Regions from separate parts of the Homo sapiens genome. Here region 2 is linked to region 1. A link is a contact called in ENCODE Hi-C or POLR2A ChIA-PET data. All regions are on one chromosome and are shown on one strand. The core of a region is the stretch at or near the end of the contact, and the rest is flanking DNA. Distances in the headings are between cores, read along the strand shown. Region 1 holds the start of GMFG (glia maturation factor gamma). Region 2 holds the start of SIRT2 (sirtuin 2).

Region 1 (6,212 bases), core at 1,907-4,406:
GACCTCAAGTGATCCACCCTCCTTGACCTCCCAAAGTGCTGGGATTACAGGGATGAGCCACCTCACTCGGCCAAACACAGAGATTCAAAGTCCATGAATAGGGCTGGAACTCCAGCAGTCCCTTAGCCTATACCTCCAACATCACCCCTCCCCTCATGGCCTGATCCAACCCTTTCTTCCCCCAGGATACCTGGGCTGTCTCTCCGGCAACTCCATTTTGAGCTCCTCTGGGGAAATGTTCTGAGGCAAGAAAACAGAAGAAAAGACAAAGAATGAGGCAGGGCGCAGTGGCTCACACCTGTAATCCCAGCACTTTGGGAGGCCGAGGCAGGCGGATCACAAGGTCAGGAAATCATTCAGACCATCCTGGCTAACAGGGTGAAACCCGTCTCTACTAAAAATACAGAAAATTAGCCAGGCATGGTGGCATGCACCTGTAGTCCCAGCTACTCGAGAGGCTGAGGCAGGAGAATTGCTTGAATCCGGGATGCAGAGGTTGCAGTGAGCCGAGATCGCGCCACTGCACTCCAGCCTGGGAGACAGAGTGAGACTCCATTTCCAACAAAAAAATTAGCCAGGCGTGTTCAGGAGGCTGAGGCAGGAGAATTGCTTGAACCCGGGAGGCGGAGGTTGCAGTGAATCAAGATTGTGCCATAGCACTCCAGCCTGAGCAAAAAAGATCGAAACTCCGTCTCAAAAAAAAAAAAAAAAAAAAGAATGACCACCTTTAGGTGAGCACTTACCATGTGCCAAGGCATCGTTCTATGAAACACACATGGATTAATTCATGCAACTATCCCGTAAGTCTGTGGGGTAGGTCCCATCATTATGCCCACTATACAGCTGAGAAAACTGAGGCCCAGAGGTGTTAAGGCATTTGCCCAAGATTGCACAGATAGAAAGCAGCAGAGTTGAGATTTGAATCTGGGTTCGAATCATAACTGCTTCACTATACTGCCTTTCAGAGGGCCTGAGAGAGCCCCAGCCCCCAGTCTCCATGGATTCCCTTATAAATCCTTATCGCAACACTAGAGAAATAAGCCTTATTATCATTCTTGTTATTGATAAAGACAGTGAGGCCACCAGGGGGGTGAGGTCTACCCCCTTTTTTTTTTTTGTAGAGATGGAGTCTTTTTTTTTTTTTTTTTTTTTTTGAGACAGAGTCTGTCGCCCAGGCTGGAGTGCAGTGGCACGATCTTGGCTCACTGCAAGCTCCGCCTCCGGGGTTCACGCCATTCTCCTGCCTCAGCCTCCCGAGTAGCTGGGACTACAGGCACCCGCCACCACACCCAGCTAATTTTTTGAATTTTTAGTAGAGACGGGGTTTCACCATGTTAGCCAGGATGGTCTCGATCTCCTGACCTTGTGATCCGCCCGCCTCAGCCTCCCAAAGTGCTGAGATTACAGGCGTGAGCCACGGCACCCAGCCGAGATGGGGTCTTGCTTTGTTGCCCAGGTTGGTCTCAAAACTCCCAGCCTCAAGCAACCCTCCCACCTCAGCCTCCTGTGTAGCTGAGATCACAGGTGCACACCACTGTGCTTGGCTAATTTTTGTATTTTTAGTAGAGTTAGGGTGTTACCATGTTGCCCAGGCTGGTCTTAAACTCCTGGGCTCAAGTGATCCTCCTGCCTCAGCCTCCCAAAGCGCTGGGATTACAGGCATGAGCCACCATGCCTGGCTAGCTTTTTAACTTATATGGAAACTCTTTCATTTAAATGCCAATAAAGCATTATTATCATCATTATTAAGATCATCATCACCTTATTGAGCACATACTAAGTGCCAGGCCTTGTTCTAAACCCATTACAAGAATTAAATCACTGGATGTAAAAACAAGCCTATGAGATAAGTACTATTCTCCCCATTTCACAGATGAGGAAATAGAGACACAAACAGGCAAAGTCTCTTGCTGGGGGTCATGAGTGAGCTAGAACTTGATCTCCAGGGTTTTTTGTTTTTTTGTTTTTTGTTTTTGTTTTTGAGACAGAGTCTTGCTCTGTGGTTCAGACTGAAGTGTAGTGGCACAATCTCGGCTCACTACAGCCTCCATCTCCCGGGTTCCAGCGATTCTCCTGCCTCGGCCTCCCAAGTAGCTGTGATTACAGGTGCCCACCACCATGCCTAGCTAACTTTTTATATTTTTAGTACAGATGGGGTTTCACCATGTTTGCCAGGCTGGTCTTGAACTCCCAACCTCAGGTGATCCACCTGCCTCGGCCTCCCAAAGTGCTGGGATTACAGGCATGAGCCACTGTGCTCGGCCAATCTCCAGGTCTTTCTACCCCCATGCCAGGCTCTTCATATCAGTTCCAACCACTTGGTTCTCCCAGTCTCACCCTGTACCTCCCAGTCCCAATCACCCCAGCCCATCACCTGAAATTCTTCCTCCAGCACCACCATCTGCCGGTCTTTGTCCACCTTCACTGGGGAGGGGTGGCACACAGGGATTAGACACTCCCCCTGATCCATGGGGGACACAAGCCCAGCCCTCCCTATCTGCCCTCACCACCGCCCTCCCATCCTTCTGTGGGGGAAGATGTCACTCACTTATGATGGCTGCATTGTCTGTCTCTTTTCGGAAGCGGAATTTCCTCAGCTTTTCTGTTAGCTCTGGGTCTACCTCGCACACCACCAGGGAGTCAGACTGCCGGAGGGACCCAGGAAGAGCTGAAATGGCCTGGCCTCAGCCCTCACCCCTTCCCCAAACCTGTTTCTCCATCCACTAATGAAGAGGAGCATCGCGCCGGCCCATCTGATGCCTTTGTGAACATTGAGAAAAGGCACCCTTCCCACAGAGTAGATACCCCTCACCAGGGCACTCAGCTTGGGGGGCGGAGCAGAGGCTGGGTTCCCGCCTTCTCCACGGGGACTCTTGGGGGACACTCAAGGAGGTGCAGAGATCCACTTCCTGAGCCTAAACCCAGAGCCACTGTCTCTCTGTTCTTCCAGCCGGGCTGTTCACCACAGTTGGGCCCCCTTCCCGGCCCGTGACCTCCATCCCATAGCCTGACCTTCGCCCAGGTGTCCTCCAAGCCCCAGCCCCAACCCCAGCCCCAGCTCTTCCCATAGAACCCCTGGCCCCTGACCATGATTGTTCTGTCCACAGGCCTCTTCTTTTCTTAGTTCCGCTGTCTTCTAGGCGTGGGGACCGGGGCTGTAGGGGGGCGGGCTGTGCAGTAGGAGGAAGGTTTCATCCAACACCACATCCTGTTTATGCCCTTTCTGGGACAACTGTCACAGAGGGCTCCTCCCCCTCCTTCCTTCCCCTCATCTGCCAGGACCTGTCAGGAAATCGCTCAGACCAGGGTTCCAAAGCTTCCTTGCTGTGTGACCCTAGCTAAGTAACTTCACCCCTCTGATTTGAGATTGTGGTGAGGATATAAATAGCTTCACATCGGCCGGGCATGGTGGCTCACACCTGTAATGCCAGCACTTTGGGAGGCCGAGGCGGGCGGATCACCTGAGGTCAGGAGTTGGAGACCAGCCTGACCAACATGGCAAAACCCCATCTCTACTAAAAATACAAAATATTAGCCTGGCATGGTGGTGCACGCCTGTGATCCCAGCTACTCGGGAGTCTGAGGCACAAGAATTGCTTGAATCCGAGCAGCAGAGGTTGCAGTGAGCCAAGATCACATCATTGCACTCTATCCCAGGCAATAAAAATACAAATAAATAAAAATAAATAAATAAATAGCTTCACATAGCTGCCAGCATGGCAGACACAATAGGTACTAAAAACGAACTATTTTGCTCCTCCCCTCCTCCAGGTGGCCTTCCTAGATTTACCCCCATCTGGGATATTTGAATTGCAGGGCTGGAAAAGGGGAGTTTAGTCTTTTGCTGGTCAGACTGACGCCCATTATGTCAATGGCAAAATGGGGACCAGAGGGGCAACCCCACAGTGCCTGGGTAATGGTGACTTTTTTCCTGCACTTTTCCAACCTCACTAGCCTTGCAATGACCTATGAGGCCCTACAACAAGGGAGTTCAATCCCGTCAGACCGGTACCCAATTTTTTTTTTTTGAGACAGGGTCTCACTCTGTCGCCCAGGCTGGAGTGCAGTGGTGCGATCTCAGCTCACTGCAACCTCCGCCTCCCAGGTTCAAGCCATTCTCCGGCCTCAGCCTCCCAAGTAGCTGGGACTACAGGCACGTGCCACTACGCCCGGCTAATTTTTGTATTTTTAGTAGAGATGGGGTTTCACCATGTTGGCCATGTTGGTCTCGAACTCCTGACCTCAAATGATCCACCTGCCTCAGCCTCCGAAAGTGCTGGGATTCCAGGTGTGAGCCACTGTGAGCCACCATGCCCGGCTATTTTTTTTATTGAGTATTTTTGCACTGCCCCCTTTTCCCATCCCGAAATAAAATTCCTAGATAATATAACCTACTTACACACATAAATTCAAAAAAAAATCAATATAATGTCCTGACTGTCATATAAAGAAGAAATAAAAGGAATGTAGTTCACACAAAAACCATATGTATTTCAGTGAGAAGATAAAAGCAAACAAAAGACAATTTCCACAGGGTCCTAGGCCAACTGTGACTGGCCCACTTCCCTCCATGGTGGGCAAACCCCGGACCCTACACTGGACTCTACCCCTTCACCTACATCTCTGCAGCTGTCCTCTCTCTCCCTCTTGTCTCACCAACGTCCCCATGCCTCCTGGATCTTTCTCCTTAGCCTCCATGCAGTGTTACTTCTTCCATCTTAATTTTTTTCTTTTCTTTTTTTCTTTTATTTTGAGACAGGGTCTCATTCTGTTACCCAGGCTGGAGTGCAGCGGTGTAATCATGGCTCACTGCAGTCTCCAACTCCTGGGCTCAAGCCACCTTCCCACCTTGGCCTCCTAGGTAGCTGGGACTATAGGCACGCAACACCATGCCTGGCCAATTTTACTTTTGATTTTTATAGAGACAGGATCTCGCTATGTGGCCCAGGCTGGCCTCAAACTCCTGGCCTCAAGCGATCCTCCTGCCTCAGCCTCCTGGTGTGCAGGGATTACAGGCGTGAGTCACTGTGTCTGGCCTCTTCCATCTTAAAAACATAAAACTGTATCTCCTGTCCAGCTGCTGCTCACTCATTTCCTTCCCTTTTCTGCAAGATTTCTCAAAAGAGGCCGGGCGTGGTGGCTCATGCCTGTAATCCCAGCACTTTGGGAGGCCAAGGCGGGTGGATCACGAGGTCAGGAGATCGAGACCATCCTGGCTAACAAGGTGAAACCCCGTCTCTACTAAAAATACAAAAAATTAGCCGGGCGTGGTGGCAGGTGCCTGTAGTCCCAGTTACTCAGGAGGATGAGGCAGGAGAATGGCGTGAACCCAGGAGGCGGAGCTTGCAGTGAGCCAAGATTGCGCCACTGCACTCTAGCCTGGGTGACAGAGTGAGACTCCTTCTCAAAAAAAAAAAAAAGATTTCTCAAAAGAATAATCTACATTGCTGCCTCCAATTTCTCCTCCCAGTTTTCTCTTCTGCCTTCTCCAATCAGCCTTTCACCTGTATTCCTCTCAGCTGACATGCCCTTGTCAAGGTCACCCATGCACTCCACGGTGCTGGATCTAATGGTCAATTCTCACTCCTCCTCAGCCACATCTGACACAGCCCATCACTCCCTGTTCCCTGAAACATCGTCTTCATGACACCACACTTGCCTGGTTTTCTTTTTTTCTTTTCTTTTTTTTTTTTTTTGAGACAGGGGTCTCGCTCTGTCACCCAGGCTGGAGTACAGTGGCACCATCTCAGCTCACCGCAACCTCCGCCTCCTGGGTTCAAGCGATTCTCTCACTTCAGCCTCCCAAGTAGCTGGGATTACAGGCGTGAGCCACCACACCCGGCTAATTTTTTTTTTTTTTTCTTGAGATGGAGTGTCTCTCTGTCACCCAGGCTGGAGTGCAGTGGCACAATCTCGGCTCACTGCAACCTCCACCTCCCAGGTTCAAGCAGTTCTCCTGCCTCAGCCTCATGAGTAGCTGGGATTACAGGTGTGCGCCACCACAACCAGCTAATTTTTGTATTTCTAGTAGAGACGGGGTTTCACCATGTTGGTCAGGCTAGTCTCGAACTCCTGACCTCGTGATCAGCCCACCTCAGCTTCCCAAAGTGCTGGGATTACAGGTGTGAGCCACCGCGCCTAGCCATATTTTTGTATTTTTAGTAGAGACAGGGTTTTACCATGTTGGCCAGGCTGGTCTCAAACCCTCCCAT
Region 2 (6,212 bases), core at 2,616-5,115, 440 kb before region 1:
ACAGTGAGACTCTGTCTCTATTTAAAAAGAGAGAGAAAGGCTGAGCACGGTGGCTCACGCCTGTAATCCCAACACTTTGGGAGGCTGAGGTGGGTGGATCACGAGGTCAGGAGATCGAGACCATCCTGGCCAACATGATGAAACCCCGTGTCTAATAAAAATACAAAAAATTAGCCAGGCATGGTGGCACGTGTCTGTAGTCCCAGCTATTCAGGAGGCTGAGGCAGGAGAATCGCTTGAACCTGGGAGGTGGAGGTTGCAGTCAGCGAGATCACCCCACTGCACTCCAGCCTGGGTGACAGAGCGAGACTCCGTCTCAAAAAAAAAGAGAGAGAGAAAGAGAGAGTGAGAATGAGAGAGAGAGAGAGACAGAGAGAAAGAGAGATTGGACAACCTCTGCAAAAACCTTGATTATACTCATGTATACTTCAACAACATATAACTTGCGGCACTCACCTTGTAATTGCCCAAGCCCACCCTTATAAAGATAACCACTGTTAGCTAAGCTTAATGGAAATTACTCCAGTTTTCTCTGCATAAAACTAATATTTTTTACAGAAATAGGTCATAGTACAATACAACATCTTGAGTTTTCGGCAGAACAATATGCTACAGACCCACCTAATTTAAAAAATAATTTTTTAAAAAAGAGACGGCATCTTGCTATGTTGCCCAGGCTGGTCTCAAAACTCCTGGGCTCAAGTGATCCCCCTGCCTCCCAAAGTGCTGGGATTACAGGTGTGAGCCACCGTGCCCGGCCTCACCTCGTTTTTCAGAGCAGCTACATAGTATTGGATTGTATGGATGAACCATAGTTCATTTAACCCATCCACTGACAGCCATTTGGACTGTTTCCAGTTTTGCCCTGTGACGGACAATGCTGCATTTTACATCCTCGCCTCTCTCTCTTTGGGACTGAGGATCCTTTTTAACATTCAACCTTTTTCTCTGACAGTGGTCGTGCTTTGGGAGCCAGGCGAGTGAGTTGCCACAGCCTAACAGGAGGCTCTTATATCCTTAGCAAAGCTCCACTGTGCATTTGTGAGGTATTCTGATGCCCGCTTCTGCACCACCCCACGTCTGAAAGGCAATCTCAGGGGTGTGGGTGGGCTGGCACTCTTTCAGGCTGTACACAGTGAGGCTGTGTGGAAGGCCTGTGCCCAGCATGTGTCTGCAGCTTGGCCTAAGGGAGAGCCGGAGGTGCTGACGGGGGCCTTCAAGCTCCTATGAGACTGCCTGTCCACCTCTCCTGGCAGCCTCTGACAGGTGGCGTGCCCAGTGCTGGGGGACTCAAACCCTTCCCTGCTCCTGTAGCCGAGGGACGGGGGATAAGTGACTTAACAACTCTGCCTCAGATTCTGCATCTGTAAAATGGCCGTGATAGGCGTTTCTCTTCACAGGGATGCCAGGAAGATGAAATTGAGATGAGGCACGTTTGGCACTAAACAGTGGGCCCAGCTTTAGTAAGCCGTCAGTAAATGCTAACCACGACTATAACAAGCTGACCACCACCAGCCACCCAATTATGGAACACATCACACCCCTTCATGCCCCCCAGGTCTTTGCACAAGCGATACCTGTTGTGTGGATCACCATTTCTCACCTTGTCTAAGAAAATTCTAAGTCACTCTTCACTTATGCTGTGTCTGTATCTTGGTCTGACAGCTAGACCAGCCTGTGGATTCCTCCAGGGAATGGCCTGGCTAGAATCTTCTTTGACCCAGAAAATTTTCTCTGTGCTCCCACAGTACCCTGAGTTTCTTTACTTTTCTTCCTTTTTTTTTTTTTGAGACCGTGTTTTGCTCTGTCGCCCCGGTTGGGGTGCAGTGGCACAGTCAAGGCACACTACGGCCTTAACCTCCTGGGCTTAAGCAATCCTCCCCCAACTCAGCCTCCTGAGTAGCTGGCAATGCAGGCATGCACCACTACACATGGCTAATTTTTAAATATTTTGTAGAGGTGGGGGCCTCCCTATGTTGCCAAGACTGGTCTGGAACTCCTGGGCTCAAGCGATCCTCCTACCTCAGCCTCCCAAAGTACTGGGATTACAAGCATGAGCCACTGTGTCTGGCCCTGAGTTACTTTCTTTCTTTTTTACTTTTTAGAGAAAGGGTCTTGCTCTTTCACCCCGGCTGGAGTGCAGTGATGCAATCATAGCTCACTGCAGCCTCAAACTCCTGGGCTCAAGCGATCCTCGCGCCTCAGTCTCCTGAGTTATTGGAATTACAGGCATAAGCCACTGCATCTGGCCCCCTGAGTTACTTTCGTCATCACGCTGTGAGATCATTTTTTCCCATCACTTGTCCACGAGATCTGTGCGTTCCAAGACCAAATGGGATACCTGTCTCTTCCAGTCCCAGGACAAATGTGGTTCAGAAGGGATGGCAGGCAGTGGCAAGGAAGAAGGAAAGTTTGGGAGGACAGGCCTGGACTTGAGGCTGGAAACTCTTCTCTGACAATCCCCAGAATCTGCCTTTCCCCAGAAAGCTGCACTGGGTGGTGTGAGGGATTGGGGCAATGAGCCGAGGGCCCTGGGGTGACTGTTTCCCCTTTGCCACCTCCCCCCAGTGTGGGATGTGGAACAAGTCCGTCTCTCTCCTCCCCTCCACCCTTTCCCCCATCTCACCTGAGCCTCCTGCACCTTCCCTGCCTGGGTCTCCAGAGGGTGAGAGGCTGGGGGAGGGGAGCAGAGGTGGTTACAGTGGGGAGAACGATTAAGGGGGGAATAAAGGGGTTCAAATGGTCAGTGAGGGGGCAAGAACACCCACCAACCTAGTTACACTGGGATGGGATGGTGGTAAAAATGGAGCAGAGGGAGGGAGGGGACGGAGAAAAGATCTTATCTACATGCAAAGTGATGCCGGGAGAGGTGATTAGTGAGGGGCAGAGAGGCTGGAGAGGAAGATTTAGGGGGACAGGGAGAAAGTAGGGGCTTTTGCCCAGGCTGGTCTTGAACTCCTGGGCTCAAGCGATCCAACCACCTTGGCCTCCCAAAGTACTGGGATTACAAGCATGAGCCATTGTTTCTGGCCCTGACTTACTTTCTTTCTTTTTTACTTTTTAGAGAAAGGGTCTCGCTCATGTCACCCAGGTTGGAGTGCAATAGTGCGATCATAGCTCACTGCAGCCTCAAATTCCTGGGCTCAAGCGATCCTCCTCCTCCTACCTAGGGGATTCAGGGCATGAAGGAACACTCAGGAGGAGTTAGGAAGGACACGACAGTGTGTGAGTGTGTGTGCGGGGAGGGTTAGATTTACAAGGCAGAGGGAAGTTTAGAAAGGAAAAGAGAAGGGAAGAGACGCTTTGGCTGGGAGGCAGGTTTAGGAGGGAGGTGCAGTGGTGCAGTGGAGGCGGTAGGTTTAGGAGAGGCGCGGAACAAGGGGAAGCCATAGGAGGGGTCAGCAGGGGTCCCTCAGCATCCTCTGGTTGCCTCTAACAATCAGGTACCCATAGCAAGCGGGACCGGGGCAACTTATGTTCTTTGCAGCGAGGGACCTTAGCAACCAAGGTGCGAGAAACACGCGATCATTGGCAACTTGGCAAGTGGATGTGGTAAACGAACCCTGAACACACTGCGACCCAGAAACCCACCAGCCTAGCGATACAGATCGCTAAGCAACAGCCCTCAGAATCCCACTCCCCGAAGCGCTCCCTACTTCCCGCCCCACCGCGGCCACCCTTGGGCCCCGGGGCCTGCAGCATTCAGCCAGGCCCCGGCGCGGCCCGACCCTCCTACCCGGATCCCCGACTCACGGTCTGGCTCTGCCATGGGCGCGGTGCTGAAGCCCTTGAGGCTGTCACCGACCGCTCTGTCCCGTCACCAACCACTGTGTCCCGTCACCGACTGCTCTGTCCTGTCACCGACTGCTCTGTCCCGTGACGGCACCAGAAATGGGAGTGGCCGTGATAGGGCACAGAACTACAACTCTCAGCAGACATTGCGGCCGCAGACGCGCTTTCGTACAACACCCAGAGCGCCCCAGTTAGGTAAGAAAGCGCGCGAGGACCGGACTACGAGTCCCAGAAGGCGTGGCGTCAGCAGCCATGTTGGTAAAGGGCGCCCGGAAAATGTGGGAACGGCTAGAGAGTTGTAGTCCTCCCGAATACTCTGATTGGTCAGGATGCAGTACGAGGGCGGGGTGTGAGCGATTCAGCATATTATCATTGGGTGAATCAGGGGGCGTGGTGGGGAATTTCCCGCAGGGCGGAAGCTCCAGAACTCCCGGCAAAGCCCAGCTACAGGCGGGCGACTGCGGGGGGCCCCTGAGGCGGCGGGGGCCATGGCTGGGGTCGCGTGCTTGGGAAAAGCTGCCGACGCAGATGAATGGTGCGACAGCGGCCTGGGCTCCCTGGGTCCGGACGCAGCGGCCCCCGGAGGACCTGGGTTGGGCGCGGAGTTGGGCCCGGGGCTGTCGTGGGCTCCCCTCGTCTTCGGCTACGTCACTGAGGATGGGGACACGTGAGTGAACCTTAGGCTGCCAAACGGAGCCCTAGGACCCGGCGTCACATTCCTCATTAATCTCTGATCCCTGAGGCTTCCTAACCTCATACTCCTAAATCTGACTTCCGATGCTGAACTTCCTGACCTCTAACCCCCGAGTCCTAACTTTTAACAAAACCAATCTTCTATCTAGCTATGATCCTAACCCAATCATTTCTTACCTTCTTTTCTTGAACTATGATTCTCAGCTCCTGGAATCCACATTGTATCCACTGATACCCAAACCTGACTCCAGTCCTGAGACTTCTGTTAGAACTGTGGCTTCTCCTGACTTCTAACCTCCAAATATGATCTTTGATTCTTAGTTCCCGATTTGAGCCCTAGAGTTTGATTTCCGAAATTAATACTTGGTCCCTGACTCTAAGATCCTGTCTTCTGAGCAGTGTTCTTCAAATCTTAAATTCAAAGAGAGAGAATGTAAGCTCTTCTATGTTGAATTCCTAATTAAAGTAAAAAAATAGGAAAATTAAAAAAAAGAATGTTAGCTCCATGAGACCAAGGATTCATCTGTTAAACAAATATTCTTTACACATTACCACGTTCCAGGCTCCGTTTAGGTGCTAGTGATAAAGGCAGTGAAGAAAACAAACAAAAACTTAAGCCCTTGTGGAGCATACATTTTAGTGGAGCTAAATAAACAGATTGATAAGACCACAAGGAAGGAAAGAAATGGAAAGACAGGAAGAAACAAAGAAAGACACGCAGAAAGAAAGAAACATAGAAAGTAAGAAAAGGAAATAAAGTCAGAGGTAGTTAAGTACTTTGGAGAAAAATAAAGCAGGAAAATGAGGCAATAGATAAACAAGATAAGAGCATTTCAAGGAGAAGGAACTGCAGTTGCAAAGGCCCAGATGAGGGATTGTACTGGGTTTTTTGTCTGTTGTGTTTACTGCTGTATGCCCAGTGATGCAAGCAGGGCCTGATCCAGGAGGCACTGAATATTGATCTCAACCAGCTTTATAGTCTCGTTAATTTTCATTAAATTTCATTAATTAATTTTGGTTTCATTAATTTTTTTTTACTTTCTATTCAATTGGTCTCTGTTCTGACTTTTTTTTTTGAAACGAAGTCTCACTCTGTCGCCCAGGCTGGAGTGCAGTGGCATGATCATGGCTTACTATAGCCACAACCTCCTGGCTCAAGTGATCCTTGCACCTCAGCCTCCTGAGTAGCTGGGACCACAGGCACATGCCACCATGCCTGGCAAATTTTTAAATTTTTTTGTCCCCCTATGTTCTCAAACTCTTTTTTTTTTTTTGAGACAGAGTCTTGTTCTGTCACCCAGGCTGGAGTATAGTGGCACTATCTCTGCTCGCTGAAACCTCTGACTCCTGGGTTTAAGCAGTTCTACTGCCTCAGCCTCCCAAATTTGGGATTACAGGCACGTGCCCCCACACCTGGCTAATTTTTGTATTTTTAGTAGCAACAGCAGTTTCACCATGTTGGCCAGGCTGGTCTCAAACTCCTGACCTCAGGTGATCCACCCGCTGTGGCCTCTCAGAGTGCTGGGATTACAGGTGTGAGCCACTGTGTGCAGCTGTGGTCTCAAACTCTTGAGCTCAAGCATTCTTCCCACCTTGGCCTCCCAAAGTGCTGGGTTACAGGGATGAACCACTGTGCCCAGACAGTCTCTGCCTTTTAATTAGTGTTTAGACCATTTACATTTAATTTGATATTGATATGATTGTGTAAATTTATCCCATGTCTATTA

The links. Hi-C counts contacts between places; a loop is a spot of excess contacts on that map. ChIA-PET counts read pairs that join two places held with the same protein, here RNA polymerase II (POLR2A). Pooled maps may share reads with other maps.
Region 2: a loop to region 1 is called in a pooled map, with 4 times the contacts of the local background. The contact joins the promoter of SIRT2 here to the promoter of GMFG in region 1. A Hi-C loop is called at or near these places in 2 of 168 maps with a recorded cell type or tissue (gastrocnemius medialis and naive thymus-derived CD4-positive, alpha-beta T cell), 1 of 37 single-sample maps with no recorded cell type and 13 of 50 pooled maps. POLR2A ChIA-PET finds 5 or more read pairs at or near these places in 2 of 52 experiments (Caco-2 and MCF 10A).

The regions. Positions count from the first base shown.
Region 1 is chr19:39,332,887-39,339,098 of GRCh38, forward strand. GMFG (glia maturation factor gamma) reads right to left here and starts at 3,157. Exons shown (of 7, transcript NM_004877.4): 1 at 3,088-3,157; 2 at 2,549-2,645; 3 at 2,375-2,424; 4 at 191-240. The coding sequence starts at 3,090.
Region 2 is chr19:38,895,753-38,901,964 of GRCh38, forward strand. SIRT2 (sirtuin 2) reads right to left here and starts at 3,866. Exons shown (of 16, transcript NM_012237.4): 1 at 3,754-3,866; 2 at 2,627-2,673. The coding sequence starts at 3,769. NFKBIB (NFKB inhibitor beta) reads left to right here and starts at 4,217. Exons shown (of 6, transcript NM_002503.5): 1 at 4,217-4,459. The coding sequence starts at 4,281.